Linked DNA regions of Homo sapiens: regions 2, 3, 4 and 5 are each linked to region 1. Evidence: chromatin loops called from intact Hi-C (ENCODE). Cell type or tissue: K562. All regions are shown on one strand. Region 1 holds the start of MC3R (melanocortin 3 receptor). Region 2 overlaps DOK5 (docking protein 5). Region 3 has its middle 15 kb from the start of FAM210B. Region 4 holds the start of LINC01716 (long intergenic non-protein coding RNA 1716). Region 5 has its middle 210 kb from the start of DOK5.

What was found. Peaks named below come from ENCODE experiments on the same cell type or tissue, not always from the same donor. Only the 100,000 strongest peaks of a DNase experiment are listed, where the experiment ranks them.
Region 2: a loop joins it to region 1, with 9 times the contacts of the local background. A loop is called at or near these places in 2 of 110 quality-filtered maps.
Region 3: it touches region 1 in a loop (7-fold over the local background); 25 of 110 quality-filtered maps call a loop at or near these places.
Region 4: it touches region 1 in a loop (19-fold over the local background); 9 of 110 quality-filtered maps call a loop at or near these places.
Region 5: it touches region 1 in a loop (8-fold over the local background); 7 of 110 quality-filtered maps call a loop at or near these places.

Annotation. Positions count from the first base shown.
Region 1 is chr20:56,247,031-56,252,030 of GRCh38, forward strand. MC3R (melanocortin 3 receptor) reads left to right here and starts at 1,702. Exons shown (of 1, transcript NM_019888.3): 1 at 1,702-2,785. The coding sequence starts at 1,814. The coding sequence ends at 2,785. RefSeq lists a silencer at 1,103-1,172. In K562, CTCF peaks have their summits at 1,109 (motif pointing right) and 2,499 (motif pointing left); DNase peaks (open chromatin) are centred at 1,141 and 2,511; H3K27me3 peaks cover 703 bases.
Region 2 is chr20:54,646,553-54,651,552 of GRCh38, forward strand. DOK5 (docking protein 5) reads left to right here. Exons shown (of 8, transcript NM_018431.5): 8 at 3,863-4,617. The coding sequence ends at 3,927. Among named protein-coding and RNA genes, the nearest start is that of DOK5, 170 kb to the left of the region's middle. In K562, CTCF peaks have their summits at 467 (motif pointing left) and 3,082 (motif pointing right); DNase peaks (open chromatin) are centred at 509 and 3,089.
Region 3 is chr20:56,341,617-56,346,616 of GRCh38, forward strand. No RefSeq gene overlaps it. Among named protein-coding and RNA genes, the nearest start is that of FAM210B, 15 kb to the right of the region's middle. RefSeq lists a silencer at 2,337-2,631. In K562, a CTCF peak has its summit at 2,430 (motif pointing left); a DNase peak (open chromatin) is centred at 2,435; H3K27me3 peaks cover 1,959 bases.
Region 4 is chr20:56,575,285-56,580,284 of GRCh38, forward strand. It overlaps LINC01716 (long intergenic non-protein coding RNA 1716), which reads left to right and starts at 2,279. Exons shown (of 6, transcript NR_136537.1): 1 at 2,279-2,328; 2 at 2,458-2,666; 3 at 4,107-4,269; 4 at 4,917-5,000. In K562, a CTCF peak has its summit at 2,408 (motif pointing left); a DNase peak (open chromatin) is centred at 2,407; H3K27me3 peaks cover 1,919 bases.
Region 5 is chr20:54,678,369-54,683,368 of GRCh38, forward strand. No RefSeq gene overlaps it. Among named protein-coding and RNA genes, the nearest start is that of DOK5, 210 kb to the left of the region's middle. In K562, a CTCF peak has its summit at 2,661 (motif pointing right); no DNase peak of the experiment used is centred here.

The DNA.
Region 1 (5,000 bases):
AGGTGTTTCTGACTGCTCCCTCTCCCATGATCCCATAACCCATCAGTTCTGAAGCTGCATTATCCAACCTTCTGAATCTCTCTGACCACCCTCCAAGTCTTCCAAGTCCCCATGGCCACTCCCTTGCTCCAGGCCACCATCATCTCACCCTGGGTCTTTGCAACACCCTCTGCCCCGGACTCCCTGGCCTACATGCTCAGTCTGTCTAATTCATTCTCCACCCTGCAACCAGGAATATTTCTAAAATGCAGACCCCATCTCATTCCTGCCCTACCTATGTTTCTTCCACAGTCCCCATTGCTGTCAAGGTACTGTCCAAATTCTCACATCTGGCTGAGGCTGTCCTTCAGGATTCAGGCACCTCTCAACTTTTTAAGAAACTGTGCAGCCTCATTTCTCAGATTGTGTCTCCTATTTCCATGCTCTGACCAGAGCAGACTACTTTCAGCACTTTCAAAAGCCCAAGATTCTTTTTCAGTGGAGCTCAACTGTGACTATGCCCCAGCTCACCTGTCAAAAATTGCAAACACACTTGTTCAGGTCTTACACCTGGGTGATTCTGACTCCGCGGGTCAAATGGGATCTCCACATCCACAATCTGTGATGACTTCTATGGCCAGGGTGCTCTCTGCCTCCAGGCTGCAGACGTGTGATTCCCTCTGCCTGGAGTCCTCTTCTACCTCCTCCAGCTCCAGCCCCCACCCCACCACCCACCCCAAACTGGATATGACCTCTTCCTCCTTGAAGTCAAAGCATAGGTGCTCCTTCCTCCAGGAACTTTGACAGTCCGGGTTAGGGCTCTTCCTCTTTGCATCCCTGGTTTCCTGGACTTTCCTGATTCAAGCATTTATTGATTCCTCTTCTTCCACCCCAGACTCTGAGTTCGGGGAAGCCTGAGATAGTGGCTGTTGTCTTGCTCACCACTGTATTTCCTGCACTCAGCAGAGACCTGACACATAGTAGGCGCTCAATAAATGTTTGCTAAACAACAACAACAAATGAATGAACTAACAAATAAACAAACAAATGAACAGATGAGTGGATGCCTGTGGCAGTTTCCATGACAAACACAAAGGGCTAAGCCAAGCCAGCAAGCAGACAGCCGTGCGGCCTGCAGAGGGCACTAGTCTGCTTCTTAATCTCCCTGCAGAATCCTCAGGGCCAGGTACCTGCTGTCAGTCAGAGAGGTGCCCGATGCTCAGTGGTCATTCTGCTGCGCTGAAGATTAAGTAGGAGTTGTTTGCCCTTGGCCAATATGAAAAACCTGAGTGTTCTCCCTTCACTTCTAGCGACAAGTAACACATCCCCTGTCTTGCCATGAAAAGAGCTGTAACTGTAGCAGCCGGTGGCAGGTTTTCTGTTCCCAGGTGGGGAAGTGAGGAGAGACAAACAGAGGGGTGAGAGGGAGACAGAAGGAAGACAGCTGGTAAGAGACCCTATGGTGTATTTTTTCTATGTAAACAAGATAAAAACTGCTCCTCCTGGAACAGCAAAGTTCTCCCTATGTCTCCAAGCTACAAACTTGCATGCTAGCTACTAACTAGCTACTCTCCCTCTCTCTCTCTCTTCCCCCTTCGCTCTTTCTCTCTGTGTGTATGTCTCTCTCTCTCTCTGTCTCTTCCTCCACCCTCTCTCACTATCTGTCTCTCTACCCTCCCCATCCTTTTATTCTAGAGGAGAATAAACTCTAAGGCCAGATTGAATGAGCATCCAAAAGACGTATCTGGAGGGAGATTTTGTCTTTCCTGTGAGCAGCAGCAGCTTCCTACGGACCCTGCTGGAGCCCCAGCTCGGATCAGCCCTTCTGACAGCAATGAATGCTTCGTGCTGCCTGCCCTCTGTTCAGCCAACACTGCCTAATGGCTCGGAGCACCTCCAAGCCCCTTTCTTCAGCAACCAGAGCAGCAGCGCCTTCTGTGAGCAGGTCTTCATCAAGCCCGAGGTTTTCCTGTCTCTGGGCATCGTCAGTCTGCTGGAAAACATCCTGGTTATCCTGGCCGTGGTCAGGAACGGCAACCTGCACTCCCCGATGTACTTCTTTCTCTGCAGCCTGGCGGTGGCCGACATGCTGGTAAGTGTGTCCAATGCCCTGGAGACCATCATGATCGCCATCGTCCACAGCGACTACCTGACCTTCGAGGACCAGTTTATCCAGCACATGGACAACATCTTCGACTCCATGATCTGCATCTCCCTGGTGGCCTCCATCTGCAACCTCCTGGCCATCGCCGTCGACAGGTACGTCACCATCTTTTACGCGCTCCGCTACCACAGCATCATGACCGTGAGGAAGGCCCTCACCTTGATCGTGGCCATCTGGGTCTGCTGCGGCGTCTGTGGCGTGGTGTTCATCGTCTACTCGGAGAGCAAAATGGTCATTGTGTGCCTCATCACCATGTTCTTCGCCATGATGCTCCTCATGGGCACCCTCTACGTGCACATGTTCCTCTTTGCGCGGCTGCACGTCAAGCGCATAGCAGCACTGCCACCTGCCGACGGGGTGGCCCCACAGCAACACTCATGCATGAAGGGGGCAGTCACCATCACCATTCTCCTGGGCGTGTTCATCTTCTGCTGGGCCCCCTTCTTCCTCCACCTGGTCCTCATCATCACCTGCCCCACCAACCCCTACTGCATCTGCTACACTGCCCACTTCAACACCTACCTGGTCCTCATCATGTGCAACTCCGTCATCGACCCACTCATCTACGCTTTCCGGAGCCTGGAATTGCGCAACACCTTTAGGGAGATTCTCTGTGGCTGCAACGGCATGAACTTGGGATAGGATGCAGGGCCATGGAAATGATCATCAGTCGGGTCACTTTTGACTTTCCATCCACGTGAGGTGTTTAGAAAGAAAAATATATATACTTAGAAAATATAAAAATGTGTTAACAGCCATGATTGTACTTGTCGTTTGTTTTTAAGTTTACAAAGCCTTTTAAAGGGGAAAATTGGTGAACAACAGATTCTCTGAAAGGATTCCAAGATGGGTAAGTCACAAACTCTGATTTCCCAAATAGTCACTGGGAGAAATCAGCGAAGGCTTCTCTGCATGCTCTCTGCACTCATTTCCAAACACCCAGGGTGTGCGACGCCTGTCTGCTCATCTGCTCCACACCCACGTCTTCATGCTCCAGGCCAGACCAGACTGAAGGATTCTCATGAACAATAAGGGTGGTTCAGATCTCTTGCAAGCAAACCTGTTACAGCTACGACCTCCTGCTGCCAGCTACACGGAGAGATAGCTTTGCACTTATAACTCCGTAGGAGACTGAGTTCTACTCTATTATTCTATTTACAGTTAGACAATTGTCTCTTTGTGAAAGGAGCAATGCTATGCCGTTTTCCCCTTTTCTTACCCCCATATCCCTTCAGTTGTCCCCACCCCCAAAGGTAGCATGAGGATGTAACCCACTTCTATTTTTCTGTTGTTGTGTTGGTGTGTGTTGTTGTTTTGTTTTTATGGATTAAATCTAAGACAACCTTCAAAACTCTAACGAAAGAGAGAAAGTGCTTTGGACAATCAGAATATACTTGTGTACGTGTATTTTGATACCTTGCTATTTTAAGGTATAGATTAATCTTTTTAAAATAACTTCTTTTTTTCTATCATTTACTTTTAGCCTTTAAAACAAGAAAGGAAATCATGGGTTGGGGTACATGTATATACGTGTGTGTGTGTGTGTGTGTGTGTGTGTGTGTGTGTGTGTATCACAAGAAATTGCTTTACTGTAGCTTAAGATAGTTTGAGAAACCGTAGAACCACTGTGTGACTTTCTTGGGAGCCCTTGTTTTTGCTTATAGTAATTGCATCTCTATCACAGGACTTCTTCAATATTATCTATGAAAGAGAAAGTTTTTTTGTTCTTTTCCCTTTTTGCTTGGCATTGTGTTAAAGTTGAGTGACCCTGTTATCAATGTCTATATCCTATCAAGTACAGGAATTCATTCCTGGGAGCAAAGGGTGAGACTGGCTGACTAGTGCTCGCATTGTCAGATCCTTTTCTGCCCAAGATAACTTCAATTTGTGCTTTCTGGCTGTCCCCATATCTCCCCCTGTCACAAATTCTTATATTAAGCTGTGTCTTGGGGTGCAATTGTGTGTTTATCTTGCACTAGCATATACTGGGGTTCTTTAATACTTGAAGATTTTCTGCTAATATAAGCAAAACCATTCCTTTCTTGCTTTGGTTATGATGTTTGGAAATAATAAAAAGCTTTTATGGCTGCTAAACGTGTGTTACATTGAAATACACCCTGGAATCATTCTGGTGACTCCTGCACACGGCCATGGTATGTTTCACTGCAATTCAGTGATGACTTTGTAAGTGGCATAAACAGCTCCATTGATCACAGTGCTAGTCTTTTCTAGGGCAATGCCTTTTAGCCAAACTACAAAACTCTCCCATTTAGTTTCCAAAAATACCAGGTTTGTGGTTCCCGGGCCACTGTCGTTCTCCATTATTTTAATCAAGACACTAAATTACAGGACTTTCCATGGCCGCTCAGTGGGTAAATGTAGAGAATGGGGAATCTAATTACTTGAAAGTGATATGAATAGCTATAGGGATTATGTCTTTTTTCTATGTAAACAAGATAAAAATAACTTACTTTTCACTCTTATATCAGTTTTCACACTATTTCATTTTATCCCATTAGCAAACCTCTAAAATAGGTGAGTCATTTTACAAATGAAGAAATTTAGCCTTGGAGGGGTGATATGGTTGTCCAGGAGCACCCACCTAGTTAGGGTCATGGTATATTCTGCATCCTGGGGCTGATGTCCTTTTGCACCAATATGCTGCTGCCAGCAGGTTTTCATCATCAAAACTAGTCCCCCTCTCCTCCCTGTATGTTTTAGCTTGCAGGGGCACTTCCAAACTGGAAGGCCCACGAGCATCACCTGGGATCCTGTGCAAGTGCAGAATCTGATTCGGCAGGTCCAAGGTAGGGACTAAGAGTCTGCATTTCTAACTCCGACAAGCTCCTCGGGGACG
Region 2 (5,000 bases), 1.6 Mb before region 1:
AGTTATGCTTTTTAATAGACAATAAAATAAATAATAAGTATTGAAGATTTAAAAGATGTTCACAGAGTACCTAAAATTATCTTGCTTATCAAAAGTGGCTATTTAAACAAGTACATTTAAAAAAAAAGTTTTATTCTTCTACCTATACTACCTACCTTCCCTCTCCCCTACTTTTCATACCCCTTAGAAAAAGGAAATAGGATTGGGAAAAGTTAATGACTTGGGGGCCTGGGGTGTGCCATATGATGAAGTTACAGAGCCTTTAATTTCTTCTTGTTTTGCTGATGATTATGGGTTGTAATTCCTCTGGCCAATTCACCTACATTGATGAATTTCAGGCTTTTTTTTTTTTTTTCTGGCAAATCTGGAGGTTAAGGTTGGAAATCATACAGACCCTTAAGGAGGAATTTAACAAATTGGTTTGAGAATAATGGTCATTTTCTTCAAATGTAGTCTTCGAGAGCCCCCTGCTGGTTGATTTGGGAATTATCATTTTACTACAGTTTTTGGTGGGGAAAGGGAGGTGGCTGGTTTTGACACGTGCCACACAAGACATACCTAATCTACCTTCACTGCTTCTCCCACGTCGTTTTAAAATTTTCATAGAAATTCTCTTCTATGATTATGCAGATACAAAATCAACATTGGAAGTAGGTTTATAATGAAAACTGTCTGGGCGTGGTGGCTCACACCTGTAATCACAGCACTTTGGGAGGCCGAGTTGGGTGGATCTCCTGAGATCTCGAGTTCAAGACAAGCTTGGCCAACATGGTGAAACCCCACCTCTACTAAAAATACAAAAATTAGCTGGGCATGGTGGCGGGCGCCTGTAATTCCAGCTACTCGGAAAGCTGAGGTGGGAGAATCGCTTGAACCCAGGAGGCAGAGGTTGCAGTGAGCCATGATCATGCCACTGCACTCCTGCCTGGGCAACAAGAGTGAAACTCTGTCTCAGTTAAAAAAAAAAAAAACAAAAAAACTATGGAAGAAACTTACAGAAGCAATCAACAAGTTTATGTTGAATACTATTCACTGGATTCTTTTAGGAATGCATTGGATAAAATAACAGCAGTTACATCAGTAGCATTTCCCAAATTATGTTCCTTGGAAAGCTAACTCTGGTAGACAGCACCTTTCCCCTAAGAAAGGTTACTGTGGTCAAACGCGTCTGGGGGAAATGCTACATGTTAAGTTCTCATGGAGAGTCAGAAAACAAATCAATAATTTCAGGGCTCTGAGATGCCCTGCAATGAAAAACCTGATTAAACTTGTTTAAACCAAAGCTCTGCACATCTATTTGGACATGAAACTTCTTTTCCTTCTTGTTATATGAATAAGCATTCACGTGCCACCAGTGCAGTGCTGAAATCTCAGATTTCATCATTACGAGGGAGACAAGCCATATTCAATGGGGTCTTTCTAAAAGCTACTCTTTCTGAGGACCTACTGTGTACCAGCTTTCCGCTGGGACCTAACATACATGATCTCATTTAGATCCCAAAACAGCTGCCCGAAAGGGTATTTTATTCTCATTTGCTGTTAGGAAACTGAGAATTTGAAGGGTTATTAATGGGTCCAAGACTACCTATCTAGTAAGTAACAAAGATTTTAAGGTTTTTCTCTCTCATTCTTCCATCCATCCATTCTTTGTTTACTCAGTAAACGTTTATTGAGCATCTAGTTTAGGCCAAGCGCTGTGCTAGATGACAGACATACCTGGGACTCCTAGGCAGGGATATTCCTTCCCTCTCGGAGCTTATAATCTAATGGAGAGTCACAATCCATAATCAAGCAGACATAGTTAATTTCAGATTTGGTATATGGAACAGTGGAAAAGAAAGTTTTTATGATAAAGAAAGTGAGGCAGAGCTGTTGGTTTTGAGAAGATGCTGACAAAGGGACTTCTTGAGATGGGGTAGTCAGTGGAAGCCCCTGCAACACCCCAAGACCTTAAGTCTAAAAGAGGCAGCCATACCGAGAGCCAGGGGAAGGCATTCTCCATAGAGAGGTCAGCAAATGCAAAGGCCCTGAGTCAGAAATGAGCTGCGGGCATTCAAAGATCAGGAAGGAGCCAGTGTGGCTGGTGCCTAAGGGACATAAAGAGACAGCCGGGGTGGTGAATACAGGTAATCAAGACTTGCTTATTCTAAGTGTGAGGGGAAGCATTAGAGGGTCCTCAGCATGGCAGTGTCAGATTTAATCGATATTTTCATTCAAGGGATTGCAAGAGAACAGGAGAGGAAGTGGGAGACTAGCCCCAAGGCCGTTGCACATGAGCACCGGAGTGTCTGGCCTCAGTACAATGTTCCTCTAACTCTCTCACCTCCTTCTCAAAGTTATCATCTCAGCAATCTTTACCCTTAGGCCAAGGTGCTTCATTGCTCCAGTGTTTTCCGAACTCTTCTGTGGGAATTGCCTTGGAAGATAGCATCACTGTTTCAAAACAAAAACAAGAAAAACTAGGCACCTATATCATAGATCGGACCTAAGATAATTTGAGGAAATCAAAGAGTGGCACTAAACAGTTGTGTCACTGAACCAGGCGTCTTCCATGTAGCCTTATGGGGTTCTCCTGACAACCATGGGAGTTGGTGAGAGTGGGACTATGGTCTCCATTTCAATGACTGAAGAAACAGAGACCTTTGGAGGTTAAGGTCTTACTCCAGGCCACATGGCTGGTGGATGTAGGCGAGACCCCCTCCCTACAAAAAATCCAAGAATTAGTCACGTGTGGTGGCACACACCTGTGGTCCCAGTTACTTGGGAGGCTGAGGTGGGAGGATCACCTGAGCTCAAGAGGTTGAGGCTGCAGTGAGCTGAGATCACGCCACTGCACTGCAGCCGGGGCGAAAAAAAATACATACAAATAAAATAAAATAAAATAAAAACAACATTGTTTTGAATGTGTGTGGGTGGGGCGGACATGCTCCACTGGCTGCAATCCTGTTTCTTGTGCCTGCTTGATCCACACATTTACTCACCAAGGCTGCGGAAGTTTGTTCCAAAGGCTTTGCGGTGAGTCCTGAGATCTTCACCTAGCCGTGTACATTTCTTTGCTTGCGGTAACCGTTGGCCAGCAGGTGGCAGTAGAACCTCTAGTTTTTGTTAAATCAGGGACGCATTATCTACAGGGATTGGCAAACAATGGCTTGTGAGCCAGATCCAGCCTGCTGACTATTTTCATTAATAAAGCATTATTAGGACGACATTCATTACATATTAACTGTGGCTGCTTTTGTGCTACAGGCAGCAGGGCTCAGTAGTCGCAATGAGACCATATGGTCTGCAAAACCTAAAATATTTAGTGTCTGGCTCTTTCTAGAAAATGCTTGACAACCCTTATATTATTAATATGTCACAAAGGGGGCTAATAGGGATCTTGTGTGTTGCCTTCTTGACTTTTTAAACTCTGTTTGGTCTGAAATCTAAACCTGAAATAATAAAGGCTAAATGAATTTTAGGAAGTTCTCCTTAACATTTACAAGATTACCAAAGTATAAGCATAAGACTGCCTTATTGCTGCTCAGGTTTCCAGAATATTCTAGCTAAAAGTTTCCATAGTTCTGTTTCTATCTCATTTCTCCTGAATACCCTGGATATGGGGATTGATGCAGATGAAAAATTAAGGAAGAAAATAATTGCTAATGGACTGACCATGGCTCAGCCCAAAGGCCACATGCAAATGATACGTAAATCATGCAATCTCTGTGACTCATTTACATATCATCCTGAGAGGCCTTTGGAAAAAATTCTGCCTTAAGTACATTTACTTATTTCTGTTATAGAGAAAGTTGTTGCCACCTAATTTGATTGTGGGCTTTCTTGAAATGTAACTGTTGATTTTAAATTCTTTTTGGAAAAGATGTTTCCAGCCCTCTGAAGCTTCATCGAACAGAGACTTTTCCAGCCTACAGATCTGAGCACTGACAGTAACTGCCAAGAATTGTTAACACACTTGTGATGTGTCAGCCACAGATTCACCCAGGAGGTCACAGAATGACAGCAAGGGAAATGACGACCAAGAGAAGAAGCTTAAAGTCCTGGCTAATTGTGTGGTCATTGGAAAACTCTGCAATACAATAATTTTCTTTATTTTCTTTTTCTTTTTTAAATTCTTAGTGTAATTGAAACGTGCTCTATAGATATTGACTCTGTGTTCCCTCTTTTACAGCTGGACAGAAAGAAGTCAATGTCACGAAATGATTTTCTATTGTAGATACTTTGTCCCTTGCACTTCTCTGAATCTGTCCTTTTGTGGATTCTTGTGATTTTCCTTCCAAGTGTTTCAGTTGTATGACAGTCAGTATTGACAATAAAATGGCTTTTAATTATTTGTTATTTGTTTACACCCTATTCCTCAGTTATTATTACTGTGGTTCTGATTAACTACTGGAAATTATATTTGATTATATCACCAATTAGTTAAATCAGTGCTTCGACTCACTCTTATCTGTTCTGTTCAAAACTATTTGTTCAAAGAACCCGTTAGTGTTGTTTACAGGGTTACAGTTTCTCTCACATGCTTTCCTCACCCCTTTACCCCCCTTTTTGAAAGCCTTTATTTTGTTCGGAGTCTCTTCATAAAACATTTGAAAATAAAAGATCATTCTTCACCCATATGTTCTTTGGATTCTGGCAACATGTTTTTCTCTATCCTAGGTATTTCTGAAGGGTGTGTGGACATTTTGCATGTGAGCTGTGAGTGTATTGTGTGTTGTGTCTAATATGAATCCAACCATTCACGCATTTGCTCACTCATTCATTAATGTGGTCTGTATTGAGCATCTATGAGTTTCCGGCACTGTACTGGAGTTCAGGGATGTAGAAATCAAAAGACAGTCTTTGTTGCCAAAGACCTTAATTCCAGAAGAGTGCCACAAGAAAATCAAGTTGGAAATATCATACAGTGACACCTGCCAAATGGGCCCCCAGTGGCCATGAACTTCTAAAGAGAAGGTCAGTGCTGGATGTGAGTTGAATTTTGTGAGCACCTAAAGTTA
Region 3 (5,000 bases), 95 kb after region 1:
ACAAACCTGACAAAAACAAGAAATGGGGAAAAGATTCCCTATTTAATAAATGGTGCTGGGAAAACTGGCTAGCCATATGCAGAAAGCTGAAACTGGATCCCTTCCTTACACCTTATACAAAAATTAATTCAAGATGGATTAAAGACTTAACTGTTAGACCTAAAACCGTAAAAACCCTAGAAGAAAACCTAGGCAATACCATTCAGGACATAGGCATGGGCAAGGACTTCATGACTAAAACACTAAAAGCAATGGCAACAAAAGCCAAAATAGACAAATGGGATCTAATTAAACTAAAGAGCTTCTGCACAGCAAAAGAAACTACTATCAGGTGAACAGGTAACCCACAGAATGGGAGATCTTGGTTCACTGCAACCTCTGCCTCTCCAGTTCAAGCAATGCTCCTGCCTCAGCCTCCTGAGTAGCTGGGATTACAGGTGCCTGCCACCATGCCTGACTAATTTTTGTATTTTTAGTAGAGACGGGGTTTCACCATGTTGCCCAGGCTGGTCTCGAACTTCTGACCTCAAGTGATCCACCTGCCTCAGCCTCCCAAATTGCTAGGATTACAGGCATGAGCTACCACACCTGGAGAAGATTCTATTTTTAAACAGGACCAGAGATCATCTTGAACAAAGGAACTCACCCACTGGTACATATCTCAAGAGGAAAGCATAAATACACTGATGCACTTTGGCATCTTGAATTAATTTTTGTATAAGGTGTAAGAAATCATTCCATACACTCACATTCTATTAGTATTTATTCATTTACTAAGACTTACATATGCCAAGATTGCTGCAAGCAGCCAAACGAGATTCATTCCATTCTATAGACTTTATAGCAAGCTTGTCCAACCCACAGCCTGAGGGCTGCATGGGCTTTGAATGCAGCCCAACACAAATTCATAAACTTTCTTAAAACATTATGAGTTTTCTTGTGATTATTTTTAACTCATCAGCTGTTGTTAGTGTTAGTGTATTTAATGTATGGCCCATGACAATTCTTCCAGCGTGGCCCAGAGAAGCCAAAAGATTGGACACCCCCGCTTTATAGCATTGTTTGCAAACTGGTGATTGCCAGGGCCCCATGCAGCATTCAGAAATATTTGGTTTGACCTGTGGATTTTCTTTTTAAACTCACTGCCAACATTTAAAAATCAGGAGATTTTACATTCTTAAAACCCAGATATTCAGCTTGGATCAGTTAGCATTTTCTGTGTAACAACCAACCATTTACTCTCTCTTGTTTTTGTCATTCAGCAATTTGGGCTGGGCTCAGCCAGATGGTTCTGCTGGCCAGGGCCAGCCTGGCTGATCTCAGCTGGGCTTGTCCATGGGTTTGTAGTCAGCTGCCAGATCAGATGAGGCAGGCTGGCCAAGGGTGTCCTCGGCTGAGATGCTGTACGTGGTCTCATCTTACAGTGGACTAGTTTCTAAAGACAAAAGCCAAAGGGTGCAAGACATTTTGAGGGCTGGGCTCAAACGCACATGCCATCATTTCTGCTGTATTCTATTAGCCAGAGCAAGTGTTAGGCCAGCCCAGACTCAAGGGGTGGAGAAAGAGACTCCACCCTGGATGGGAGGGAAAGAATTTGTGGCCATTTTTGCAATCTACCATACAGTTATCTTAAGAGATCAGTGGATGTGGCCACCTTAGGCCACATGGCCAGCGGTATCCATGTGCTAGAGCCCAGAAGCAGCTTCCTTCCTTAGACGGGTGTGTTTCTCCTGCACAAGCCTTGTCCTCGCTGCTTCACTCATTTATACGACCATCTGGCCCCGTGGGCAAGGGAGGGCTTGCCATTCCTGATCCCAGAATGATCTCCCTCCTCAATGTATCCCAAAGCCATGCCCAGCCATGAACGCAATTGTTGTGCCATACCCAGAAATCACTTTTCACTTCTCAGAAAATCTCTCCCTCTACTTCCCCTATTTCCTTCCCCTGCCAATAGCTGGTGGAAGAATCTGCGGGAGGAGTAGGGAGAGGTTATTCAATAACCTGAGGATTTAGAAAAAGGGCAGTTTGGGAGCCAAACAGCCTTGGGTTCCATGTTGGTTCCACTCCACTCATAATCTCTCAGTTTCCCCATCTGTAAAACTACCTGCTGTGTTGCCATATTCCTCTTTGAAGATATTGTGTCAAGTCGTACGTAGTGCATAAATGGGGACTCATTTTGATGTAATGGAAAAAATTAAGAAAAAAAGAAAATAGAAGAGTAGTTAATGTCAGTTGCCTGTTTAGCTCTGCAGCGCCCAAGCCTGATGAATTTACGACAAGCTTCCAAAAAAGGCAATTGCGGCTTGCGGAGGGTCTAGAGGCTCAGTTGCCCGAGGCTGTCTTGAGGAGCTGCCTTTGGGACTCCGCGAAACCTCGAAGTCTTGGGCTGCGCCTCCCCTTGCGCGGTCGGAGCCTTGGCAGAGCCTGCGGCGCCACCTCGTGGGCGAGGCCGCCTGGTGCAAGGTCATCCGGTGCCGGGACCCGCTCCTCGCCCCGCCAGGACCCCCGCTCACCTCCAAGCTGGACGCCCGCGGAGCCCTGATCCCCTAACGCCCGCTTCCGAGGCCGAGCTCTGCAGCCCCCTGCAACCATCAGATCCAGATTGCCTTCCTGCACGAGCGCGCAACTCTCAGCCTCGGAGCGTGCTGGAAATGCTGATGGGAACCGTTTGAATGACCGGGCACGGGTCTGCAAGAAACTCAGCTCCCAGGCCAGCCGTGGCTCAGGAAGCCTCCCACGTCGGGTAGAATCCCAGGAATCCACCCTTGCCCCCATCCTCCCTTAACTTCCCCAAGCCTCAGTTCCTTCATCTGCAAAATCGAAATGGTGATAATTCCAACACCAATAGGGGTGTGACCATCTGCACCAAGCACTCAGAGCCTGGCATAGAAAGTGCAGCTCTTCTTATTAATTAGGCCTGAAACTCCTCTGCATAATAGTAATGTAATAATAGTAATGTAATAACAATAATAACAAATAGTAGTCTTCACTGTCATCATAGTAAATGGTAGCAGGTACATGGGCTATGCACTTATTATCTCCCAAGCACTAAGACTCTTCCGTGTATGGAATGTTTTTTGTTTGTTTTGTTTTTTTGAGACGGAGTCTTGCCCTGTCACCCAGGCTGGAGTGCAGTGGCACAATCTCAGCTCACTGCAACTTCCGGCTTCCAGGTTCAAGCAGTCCTCCTGCCTCAGCCTCCCCAATAGGTGGGATTACAGGCATGCACCACCGCTCCTGGCTAATTTTTGTATTTGTAATAGAGATGGAGTTTCACCATGTTAGCCAGGCTGGTCTCAAACTCCTGACCTCAAGTGATCCGCCTGCCTCCCAAAGTGCTAGGATTACAGGCGTGAGCCACCGTGCCCGGCTGGAACGTTTTTAAATGTCAAGCATTCCCATAAATTCAAGAACAGTGTTACCTCCATTTCACTGATAAGAAAATAAACTCAGAGATATTAAGTAATTAATCCAAGGTCAACTAGCAAGCAAGCAGGAGGACCAGAACTCAAATGCCAGGTTTTCTTCTTGGATACATATTGGCAGACCAAATCTCTCCCCACTTCCTGCCATTTTTCTTGGTTATCTATTAAAAAGGAGAAACTAAACTAATCAAGTGGCTTTGTTTCTTCTCCACCTGTCCCACCACTCCCGCCAACACCCTTCCATGACGTTCCTCATTGCCACGCTGGCAGGGTGGCCCTGGGTATTTGTCCCCATCTTATAGAGAGAACATGGAGAAGCTGAGTGGGGCTAAGGAGTTCAGATCACTCACTTGCCACACCCAGAAATCAGTAAGTTGTTGGGGAGTGGTGGGGGTCGAGCTGGAATCCAGAGCTCCAAGCCATCTCTCTCCCCAACACAGACCTGGGTCACAACCCTTGTGATCAAACCTGATGCTTTCCAAGGTATTGCCCTTTGCAACCTTGTGAGGCTGACTGAGGGAGGTTGCTGAGCAATGCTTCCAAATTGCTGAAGGATAAATGGGAGACAGGGCATACACACACACACACATGCACACACACACAGATATACACCACTCCCTGGTCATCTGAGAATCAACATCACCTTACAATGTCCCTGTGTCTGAGCATTGGCCCACAGTGTTGAGGAGCTGACTAGGATGTGATTTTAGAGAAGATTGGAGCCCTGGGTTCTCACCTGTTAGCTGCCTCCTGACACGTCCGCTGATGTCTCACACCAACCCTGGAATACAACTTGTCCAAAGGGACAATCTTGATTTACTTCCATATGGCAGCAATTCCCATAAATGCCTGACCATCCAGCTGGGTGCTCGGACGTGAAGTCTCTAGGGCCTCCGTGGGTCCTCCTTTCCTCGTCCCACCTCCAGGCCATCAACATTGTCACCACTAGAGCCCAAGTCACATCCTCTCTCACCCAGAATTCTGCACAACCCTCTCAATGGGTCTCCCATTTCCTGTGTTGCCTCCTCCAACTCATTCTCTACCCAGCAAGCGTCATTGGATTGTGTCATTCCCCTGATTAAAACCCCTCAACAGTTACCCCCTGCAGCTAGGCTGAAATCCACATGGCCATGAGGCCCTGCAGATCAGGCTTCTGGCAGTTTTTCCAAGCTGTCTCATGCTTCTTGCATCATTGCCACGCTGGTCTTCCCAGAGTGCTGCCCCCACCTCCCAATACGCCAAGTTCTCTTCTTCCTTTGGAAATGCGCCATGCCATCCCCATTCTTGGCAGCCTCTTCCCACTGCAACCCCTGTGCGCTCCTTCTCCCGCTGCACACAGCAAGTGCATCCTTCTGGATGAGGCCTTTCTGATCACCCAATGCCACCACAATTCATGATGCTTTCCTCACTTGGCTGTTAGTTTGTTGTGCATCACCCACACCCAACTCTAAGCTCCATAAGAGCAAGGGCCAAGCTGTCCACCCCATCACCCAGCGCCTGGCATAGCGCTGGGCAAATTAACAGACTCTATAAATACTTGAGGAGCGAACTAATGATACAACAGCTACAAGCCCT
Region 4 (5,000 bases), 330 kb after region 1:
GACGCAGCTGACCCAGGGTGCTCCCCTGCTTCCCCTCCTGGGGCACGCTCATGGCTTTCCCGCCTCCTCCCTCTGACCCTCCTGCCTCCTCCCTCTGATCCTCCTGCCTCCTTCCTCGGACCCAGGGCGCTCTCCTCCCTCCTCTCCTGGAACACGCTCATGGCTTTCCCACCTCCTCCCTGGCCATCTCTTCTCAGTCTTCATTTCCAACTTTTCCTCTTTCTGTTCTCTGAATGTTGGCTTTCTGCATGGCTAAGCCCTGGGTCCCCCTCTAGCTAGACTCTCATGGGATGGTCTCATCCATGGCCAAGGTTTTTAACATAATCTAGAAGCTGAGACTCCCATATTGCATCTCTGGTCTTGCTGTCAACTCACATGTCCGTGGCCTGCTGGATACCCCTGTTCTGTCTCTTGGGCATTCCACACTTAGTGTTTCCTAAATCAGACTGTCCAGGGCCTTCCACATTGGTTTGCTCCCAGTCTCCCTTGGAGCCGGCACTGGTGCCACCCTTCCACCTGGTGCCTGGCTGCCAAGCTTGATTCCCTCCTCCTCCTCCCTAAACCCTCCCCTCCTCAGACCTCACTTTTTCCATCCTCACATTGCCACCCTAGGCCAGGCCACCATCAGCTCCTGCCTGGACACTGTGACAGCCTCCTAAGTGATCGACAGCCCCCATTTTTCACGCTGCTGCCATTGAGATCTTTCTAGAATAAAAATCAAATCAAGCCAGTCCCTTGCTTAAAACCATTTCACGCTCCCTATTGCTCTTCAGGTGAAGCTAACCTCCTTAACTTGGTTTACACAGCCCTTCCCAGCCAGCCCCTCCCTGCCTCTCCCACCTCCAGTGCCACCCCCAGACCTCAAGTGATCCACCCACCTCAGCCTCTCAAAGTGCTGGGTGGTGGCTCACACCTGGCGTCGTCCTCTTCCTCCCTTCCTCTTCCCCTGCCCCTTCCCCTTGCCCTCCTCCTCCTCCTACTCCTCCTTCTTCCTCCTCCTTCTTCTATGAGTGGTCAGTTATTCCAATGATAGATTACAGAATTGGCTTCTGCCTTTCAAAAATTAAATCATAACCCATCTCCTGAAGTTTGAACACAGCCTTGCCTAATTTTGTTTCATTTATGTTATTGTTATCACTACAGTTATTTGGGGTGGCCTGAGGACACGGCTGGAGCTGGAGTGTGGCTGTGACCTCCTCTTGACATCTTTCTGCACCACTATTAATGGTATCCCAAGTGCTGGGCACAGAGGAGGAGATAGATCAATATTTGATGAATAAATGGCTGGGCGTGGTGGCTCACGCCTGTAATCCCAGAACTTTGGGAGGCCTAGGCAGGTGAATCACCTGAGGTCAGGAGTTCAAGACCAGCCTGGCCAACATAGTGAAACCCCATCTCTACTAAAAATGCAAAAATTAGGCCAGGCGGGGTGGCTCACGCCTGTAATCCCAACACTTTAGGAGGCTGAGGTGGGCAGATCACCTGAGGTCAGGAGTTCGAGACCAGCCTGACTAACATGGAGAAATCCCATCTCCACTAAAAATACAAAATTAGCCAGGCGTAGTGGCACATGCCTGTAGTCCCAGCTACTCAGGAGGCTGAGGCAGGAAAATCGCTTGAACCTGGGAGGCGGAGGTTGCAGTAAGCCGAGATTGCGCCATTGCACTCCAGCCTGGGCAACAAGAGCAAAACTCCGTCTCAAAAAAAAAAAAAAAATTAGCTGGGCATGGTGGGGCATGCCTGTAGTCCCAGCTACTTGGGAGGCTGAGGCAGGAGAATTGCTTGGACCCAGGAGACGGAGGTTGCAGTGAGCCAAGATCACGCCATTGCACTCCAGCCTGGGCGACAAGAGCAAAACTCAGTCTCAAAAAAAAAAAAAAAGACTTTGATGAATAAATGAATGAACGAATGAAATCACTCTCAAACCAGAGCTTCAAGTTTCATGTTATTGGCCTGGAGCGGTTAATTTTATCAGCATACACAAGACTCTCAGTCTCCAAATCATGGAACTATAGGATGGCAGGATGGGAGAATCCCTGGACCACCCAGGGCCCAACCTCCAAATTTATCAGTTGAGCCAGCTGAGCCATTGCTCACCCACAGTTGTCCCGGAGCAGGCAGGCTGCCTGCAGGATGGAAGAACGTGGAGGAGGAAGGGTGTGCAGGGGCCAGGTCTTACCTGGATTTGTTGATTTTATTCTCAATATGATGAGAAGTCCCGAGAGACTTTAACATAATCCCTGATCTTATTTTATTTTATTTTATTTTATTTTAAAGATCATTGCAATCCCTGCAAAACCAGATTCAGGACTGGAGAGAGAAAATAAGGTATGGGCTGGGGAGTCAACACACATTTGTGCCTCTTTGATGGCAAGGCCTAGGAACACATGCCTGGGGTCAGCTTGCCATCATGTGGCCAAACCTAAGGACTGCACATCTCCCATCTTGCTTTCCCAGGGCTCCGTGTACTTGTGGAGACAGGATTTGGACCCAGGTCTCTCCTCCCACCAAAGTTCAGGGTCTATAGGCCTGAGTTCAAGTCCCGGTTCCTGCACTCCCAGCCATATGACCAAAGAGGATTCAGGTTCTGTATCCGACTCATGGGGACAGCAACACACTCATCTCTCACAGTGAAGACCCAGTAAGAAATGGCAGCTGTCAGCCAGGTGCAGTGGCTCACGCCTGTAATCCCAGCACTTTGGGAGGCCGAGGCAGGCGGATCACGAGGTCAGGAGATCGAGACCATCCTGGCTAACACGGTGAAACCCCGTCTCTACTAAAAATACAAAAAATTAGCCAGGCATGGTGGCGGGCACCTGTAATCCTAGCTACTTGGGAGGCTGAGGCAGGAAAATGGCATGAACCCAGGAGGTGGAGGTTGTAGTGAGCTGAGATCGCACCACTGCACTCCAGCCTGGCGACAGAGTGAGACTCTGTCTCAAAAAAATAATAAATAAAAGGCCAGGCGCAGTGGCTCAAGCCTGTAATTCCAGCATTTTGGGAGGCCGAGGCGGGCAGGTTGCCTGAGCTCAGGAGTTTGAGACCAGCCTGGGCAATATGGTGAAACCCCATCTCTAAAAAAAAAAAAAAAAAAATTAGCTGAGTGTGGCGGCGTGTGCCTGAAGTCCCAGCTACTCAAGAGGCTGAGGCAGGAGAATTGCTTGAACCCGGGAGGCAGAGATTGCAGTGAGCCGAGATCGCACCACTGCACTCCAGCCTGGGTGACAGAGTGAGACTCCGTTTCAAACAAACAAACAAACAAAAAAAATAGGGGCTGGGTACAGTGGCTCACACTTGTAATCCCAGCACTTTGGGAGAGGATTGCTTGAGGCCAGGAGTTTGAGACCAGTCTGGGCATCATGGTGAGACCTCCATTTCTATTAAAAAAAAAAAATTATAATAAGTAAATGTCTAACCACCTTATCTTAGGGAGGAAGAAACTGAGGCTCAGAGAAAAGCAGGTAGAAAGCAAGATTTCTCGGGCCAGGCACAGTGGCTCACACCTGTAATCCCAGCACTCTGGGAGGCCAAGGCAGGCGGATCACCGGTCGGGAGTTTGAGACCAGCCTGACCAACATGGAGAAGCCCCGTGTCTACTAAAAACACAAAATTAGCTGGGCATAGTGGTGCATGCCTGTAGTCCCAGCTACTTGGGAGGCTGTGGCAGGAGAATCACTTGAACCCGGGAGGCGGAGGTTGTGGTGAGCTGAGATTGTGCCATTGTACTCCAGCCTGGGCAACAACAGCGAAACCCCGTCTCAAAAAAATAATAATAATAAAAGAAAGAAAGCAAGAATTCTCAAGGCTCTGTTCAAAATGCAGGACTTCCACTCCCCAGGTCAGCAGTGAGCCCAAGGCTCTAGCTCCAGCGGAAGGCTGGACAGTGTTAGGGCCGGAGGTGCCAGGCAGGCACCCCAGAATGAGATGCAGAAACGGCCAGTGAGGACAGAAGCCATGGTGCTTTGGAAGCCCAGCTCCTTCTTCCTGCTGATGAACAGGCATCCAGAGAGCCTGTGAGCGGGGCTGTGTGCTCCAGGTCATGTCCCAGGTGTACAGAATTTCAGGAATTTAGTGGAGCTCTCGCCCAGCAATTTTTTGCTTTACAGGAGAGGAAGCTGAGATCCTGAAAGAGGTGGGGCCCGGCCCAGGGTCACTCAGCAATTTTCAGTAGCTGCTCCCTACTGGGGAACTGTGTGTCTGAGGTCGTGGCCATCTGTCCAAAGAGCTTCTTCTGACCAAAGTGCTCATTTTCATAGTGTGACCACAGAGGTATGTATTTTATAACCTTACCTCATTTCATCATCCCAGCAGCCTTGCAGGGAGGTTTATTTCCATTTTGCAAATGAGGACTCTGAGGCTCAGGGAGGTGACGTGACATGCGCAAGGCTGGGAGGGGTGGGTGAGGACTTGCCCTGTCTCCACTGGCCTCCAGACCCTGCGCTCACAGCTGGTCCCGTGTGGCATTACAAGAACATTTGAGCTTCTCAGGAGGGTTAATAAAGGGTGTAAGAAAGGACAGATCTTTAGGAGGGCCGTCTTCAGAGTTTACTTCTCTGTGTTCTAGAGAGAACCAACGACCCTCATGCATTGCTTTTTGGCAAGGGAAATGAAGGATTCAGGACAGTGGGCACTGGGCACCCACAGGGTTTATTCAAGCAGCCGAAGCTCCTGCTTCAGAACCTTGGCACGGTTAGGGCCCAAATAAGGGTCTTTTCCTTCTCACTTTGAACACAGCCTCGCCTAATTTTGTTTCATTTATATTATTGTTATCACTGCAGTTATTTGGGGTGGCCACCCCCATCCCACAGCTGCTCCCACCCTTCTCTGCTGTAGAAATGGAGGAGGGAAGGCCCAGTGGCTCCAGTGTGAGGGGAAGAGACCTGACTGCACCTGGGCTGTGTCTTCTCCGTCCACAGTACACCCGTGGGAAGAGGAGTCGGGGCATCCCTTGCTGGAAATACCCCAGCCCTGAAGGTTGCTGGCAAAACCACCATTTAATT
Region 5 (5,000 bases), 1.6 Mb before region 1:
TGGTTCTCCAGTGCATAGTGAGCTGATGAAGACATTGATGTATACTGCAGCTGCACACACCTTCATAGAGAAGGCAAGCAGAAGCACAGCTCTGCTGCAGTGTCAGTAAGCACAGACAGGTGGGCAGCAACTGAAATTTGAGTAAGGATGTTTCTCTCACTGCTGCAGTCATAGCAAACTGGTATTGTCAGAATGACCTCAGGTGTGGGATACTAAGTTCTCTCTGTGAATTATGCAGGAATGAGTTGTCTCCTTTCCTTGTCTTCTCTAGTGTGAAATAATAAAAAAAAAAGATTCCTAGATTCATTTATTGAGAAATATTTATTGAAGTCTGCAAAGTACCAGGAATTTCCTATTCTTGTGGATATCTTCACTCCAGTGAGACAGATGATAAACAAATAATCAAATAGAAATAACTGATGGTTTTAAAATGAAACACGGAATGATTTTTAAAATAAGAAAAGAAATATCTGACAGTAATAAGTTTCATGAAAAAGTTATAGTCAAATGGTAGAACATGGAGGAGGAGTGTTTTTATGTGTTGGGGAAAGAGGGTGTCATATAAAATCTTTTTTCTTTGAGACAGGGTCTGGCTTTGTCACCCAGGCTGGAGTGCAGTGGCATGATCGTAGATCACTGCAGCCTTGACCTCCTGGGTTCAAGTAATCCTTCTGCCTGGACCTCCCAAAGTGTTGGGGTTACAGGCATGAGCCACCGCACCTAGCTCATGTGCAATCTTGAAGAACATTCCAAGCAGGAGCGATGGAAAAGTGCGATGTAGCTGCATCCTTGGAGTTTTAACAATAGCTAATTCTTACTGAGAATTAATTTATATAATACATAAATGAATAGACAAGATAAAAATGGTTGTGGCTCACACCTGCATTCCCAACACTTTGGGAAGCTGAGATGGGAGGATCACTTAAGCCAGGAGTTTGAAATCAGCCTGGGCAACAAAGCGAGACCCCATCTGTACAATCAATCCTCAATAATAATCAATAACAATCAATGAATAAATAAGAAAAAGAGTTTCCAGTGTCTGTTGCATAGGCAAAGCGAGGAAGGAGCAGAGGCCTGGGCTGGGCAGGGAAAGCATTTTGAACAAAACTCTTGTGGGAGGTATAGAGCTTCTTACTGCAAACCAGGGCTTGGGAATTCAAATGCTCACAGAGGCGTTAACACAAAGAAATAAAGTGCATTGTATGTGTGTGTATTATATGGATATGATTCCCAAGAAATAGGCTTTCTGCCATCATTTTTTTGAATATATGCTCTGTTTGGGCTATTACTATTTCCTACTTCCTTTTTCTTTTCTTTTCTTTTTTTTTGAGACAGAGTCGCCCAGGCTGGAGTGCAGTGGTGCCATCTTGGCTCACTGCAAGCTCCGCCTCCTGGGTTCACGCCATTCTCCTGCCTCAGCCTCCCGAGTAGCTGGGACTACAGGGGCCCGCCACCACGCCCAGCTAATTTTTTTTTTTTTTTTGTATTTTTAGTAGAGACGGGGTTTCACCATGTTAGCTAGGATGGTCTTGATCTCCTGACCTCGTGAACCGCCCGCCTCAGCCTCCCAAAGTGCTGGGATTACAGGCGTGAGCCACCGCGCCCGGCCACTATTTCCTACTTTCAGTAGAGACATAGATATAAAACATATTTCTCAAATGTAAGAAAAAGCTCAGAGCAACAACTGAAATTCAGACTCAGCATTAATGAGACAACAGAATATGCTGGGGACTGTGGAAAAATGGGAACAAGTCTGCTCCCTGTGGAGTCAGCTTTGGCAGGTATTAAGAGTTTTTAGAAATTATAGAAATCCTGAGGTGGGGTTGCCGGCACATGCCTATAATCCGAGCTACTTGGGAGGCTGAAGCAGGAGGATCACTTGAGCCCAGGAGTTCAAGATCAGCCTGAGCAACATAACAAGACCGTCTCTAAAAATTAAAAACAAAGAAAAGAAATTGTGATAATCCACATTTTTATGTGAAATCTGATTTTGAAACAATGGATATTGTTTTGTTTTTACAGTGTGCACGTCAAAACCACACCTATCTCCAGGCCGGATTGTCGCTGTGGCTTCTGGCTTGAGACCTTGGCATAGACATTTAAGAGCTCCAGGAGCTCATACCTTAGTTAAGGAGAAAATTCCAATAGCTCAGGAGCAATGAGCAGATTGTTTTTTAATCTCCCTTTGCCTATGCAACAGATACTGGGAAATCTTTTTCCTATTAATTATTATTGATCATTATCGATTGATTGATTATTGATTGTCCATCTTTTGGCATGCACGGAGTATTAGAACGTCACAGGAGGGAGAAAGCAAACAGATGTGGGGGTTTTGATGAACTCAAGAAGGTGGGTAGTGTACGAGCCATTAAATAATAGGTAAAATAGGAGTAAGTAGCAGCTAGAACAGGTGTTTCTGGAAGACCATATCTAGGAAAGACAAGCGTTGTAGTAGAACAAAGAGTTTGTAGGAGATTGATCTCCTGGGAACCAGATATATATAAGGGACTCTAAAAGGTCAGCGAGTAATTTGAAACCTGACCTCCTTCTATTGTCTGGAGTTCGTTCTCGCTGCCGGCAGCTAACCTCTGTGGTCAGGTTTGGGTTTAATTTTGTCTTTTGCGTTGTTTCAGAAATTGCTGGTGAAGACATTTCCCGCCAGGTGGCGATGTTCTCATTTGGAAAAAAAAAAGGCGCAAAAAAATGAGCAACTTTCTTTGTTTAATGATGCTGGCTGGATTGTCTGATCCCCGCCTAAGCCTAGGTTTATTAAAGCTAATAAAATAAAAACAGCTTACACACTTTTCCTTTCCTATTTATCTTATGGCACTTACTTCAGTTTGTGCCACGCCAAGCCCGTAATGTTTATGTCTGCTGCGGTTGCTAGGCAAACTGTATACAAGGAGAACATCTGTATTATTCTAAGGATTGTCTCTGGAAGCATCGCTGAAAAGAAGCATGAGTTAATAGGTGGTCAGAGAACTATGCTGAGAGTGAGGAGAAAAAAAATGAGCTTCCTCTTCCATATTCCAGCTTCTCAAGGCATATGGATTTCAACAGAAGACCTGCTGCAGAAAACCTGTTTATAACAAATAGAATATGGAACTATTTTAAACAGATAAGTTTTCAGAAGCTCAGCCCAAGAGCACCCAGCCAGAGGTGAATGGGCATTGGATTTGTCAGAGGCCAGTCAGCAGGGGACAAAAGCCAGAGCTGTGACCAGCTGTGGCCGCAGAAGGAGGGACAGTCAGCAGGCAGAGTTTAAAATTGTCATTTATTTCTTTGACCCCATGTAGATTTTTTTCCACTCCAAAAACACAGCATTGAATCCAGACAGTTCCTTAGGAGGGCATTGCCAGCCCTCACAGCAAGTAACAGTTCTAACGGTCCAAATTTCTTTGCAGAAATTATTTTCTTTTTGTTTTCTCCTTCCTTTTTTTTTTTTTTCTTCTTGCTTACACAGGCACTGGTCTGGCCCCTTCTGGAAGGAAGCTGGATAAGCCTGTCCCCTGTTTCCCCTGCAGCTTTTCTCTTGAGAAAGAGAAATAGGACTGTTCTGGGCACCATATGTTTTTTTCTCACCGTCATCCTTCTCAGCATGAAGGAAGAGGTTGGGCAGGAGCTGTGCAAAGAAGGAGAATAAGTTCAGGGGGCAGGGGAAAGGCACTTGAAAAGGCAAGAGATGGGTGCGGCTCTTCTGGAAAACAGGCAGATCTTTCTTCTGCCTCTTCAGCTCAGCTTGTCCCTGGCTGGCTCTGACTTTGTGCCCTCTTCTTTGACGTGGGAAGGATGATGGGCGCCAGCTCCTGTGCCGGGGGTGAGGAACTGCCTGAGAAGTGCTTGGTCTGAGGCCAGCAAGTGCAAAGTGTGCAGCAGGACTCGCTCCATCCCCTTTGATGTCAGGAATGAGTGTTAAAGTGATCTGCTTCGTGTATACCGCTCACATGTGCTGACCTGTGCTTCATTTCTCTCCTGCACAAGGCACTGGGGGGCTGAGATCCTCCTCCTAGCCCCAATTCTATTTTCTTCCTCCTACTTTTCACTGCTTTACCCAATTCTGGTTCTTATTTGTGTATATTCAGAACCTGCTTCTCTTCCCCCAGTGGGAATAAATACTGTGTTCTTCGTTTGTGGAGCATTTCTTGCCCTTCGCCATTGGCTCCTCACAGACCAGTGTCTCTCCATCTCTCTCCCTCTCTCCTCCACTGCTTTGCTATTGAATGGAAAGGTGATGCTAGGGACCAGCTATTTCCAAGCCTGCTGGAGCTCCCACTGGAAAAAAAAAATCCAGGCAAGCCTGCTTCTTGTCTGCATATCTGCACCAAAACCCCCTTCTTTGAGCAGACCTGGACCCTGCTGGGGTGGGGAGGGGTAGAAGAATGGGGAGAGCGAGCGAAAGATACAGACCAGGAGACCTGCCTCTAGCATCTGGCTGGAGAGAGGTGGCACCGTTCTTTGTCCCAGGGGGTTCTGCTGGGCAGTCACAGGGCGGGCCCAGGTGGCATGGGCATCCTCCACTCTGTCGCATTCTGCCCATAAGCTTCAACTATTGCCTCCTGACTGTAATTTTGATGTGCACCTTGCCCATAAGACTCCTTGTCTGCAATCAGCTGGTCAAGTTTATTGCTCAACTTGTGCCTCTGTGTTTGTTATTAGTGGGTCTAGCTTCTGGAGGTTTCAGCTGACCTTCCTAGCAAGAAATGCCAAGACTGAAAACCAGGGATGCATTCCCCAGTACAAAGGAGTGTGCAGCCAGCTAGCGGGGAGGCCCCACTGACCCCTGCTCACTGGGTACCACATACCTGCAGGTCTGAGGATCTCACTGGCCTGCTTGGTAATAATCTGGCATCTAGAACTTCCCAAACAGGCTGTACTGAAAGGGCTGTTTGCCAAAGCGGCTGGCTCTCTGAGCTGTCTGTTCTGGACTGCGATGTTACCCATGATTTTACTTTCAGGGCATGAGCTTGGGTTCAGCTACAAGGCTCAGGTGTGGTCTTTCC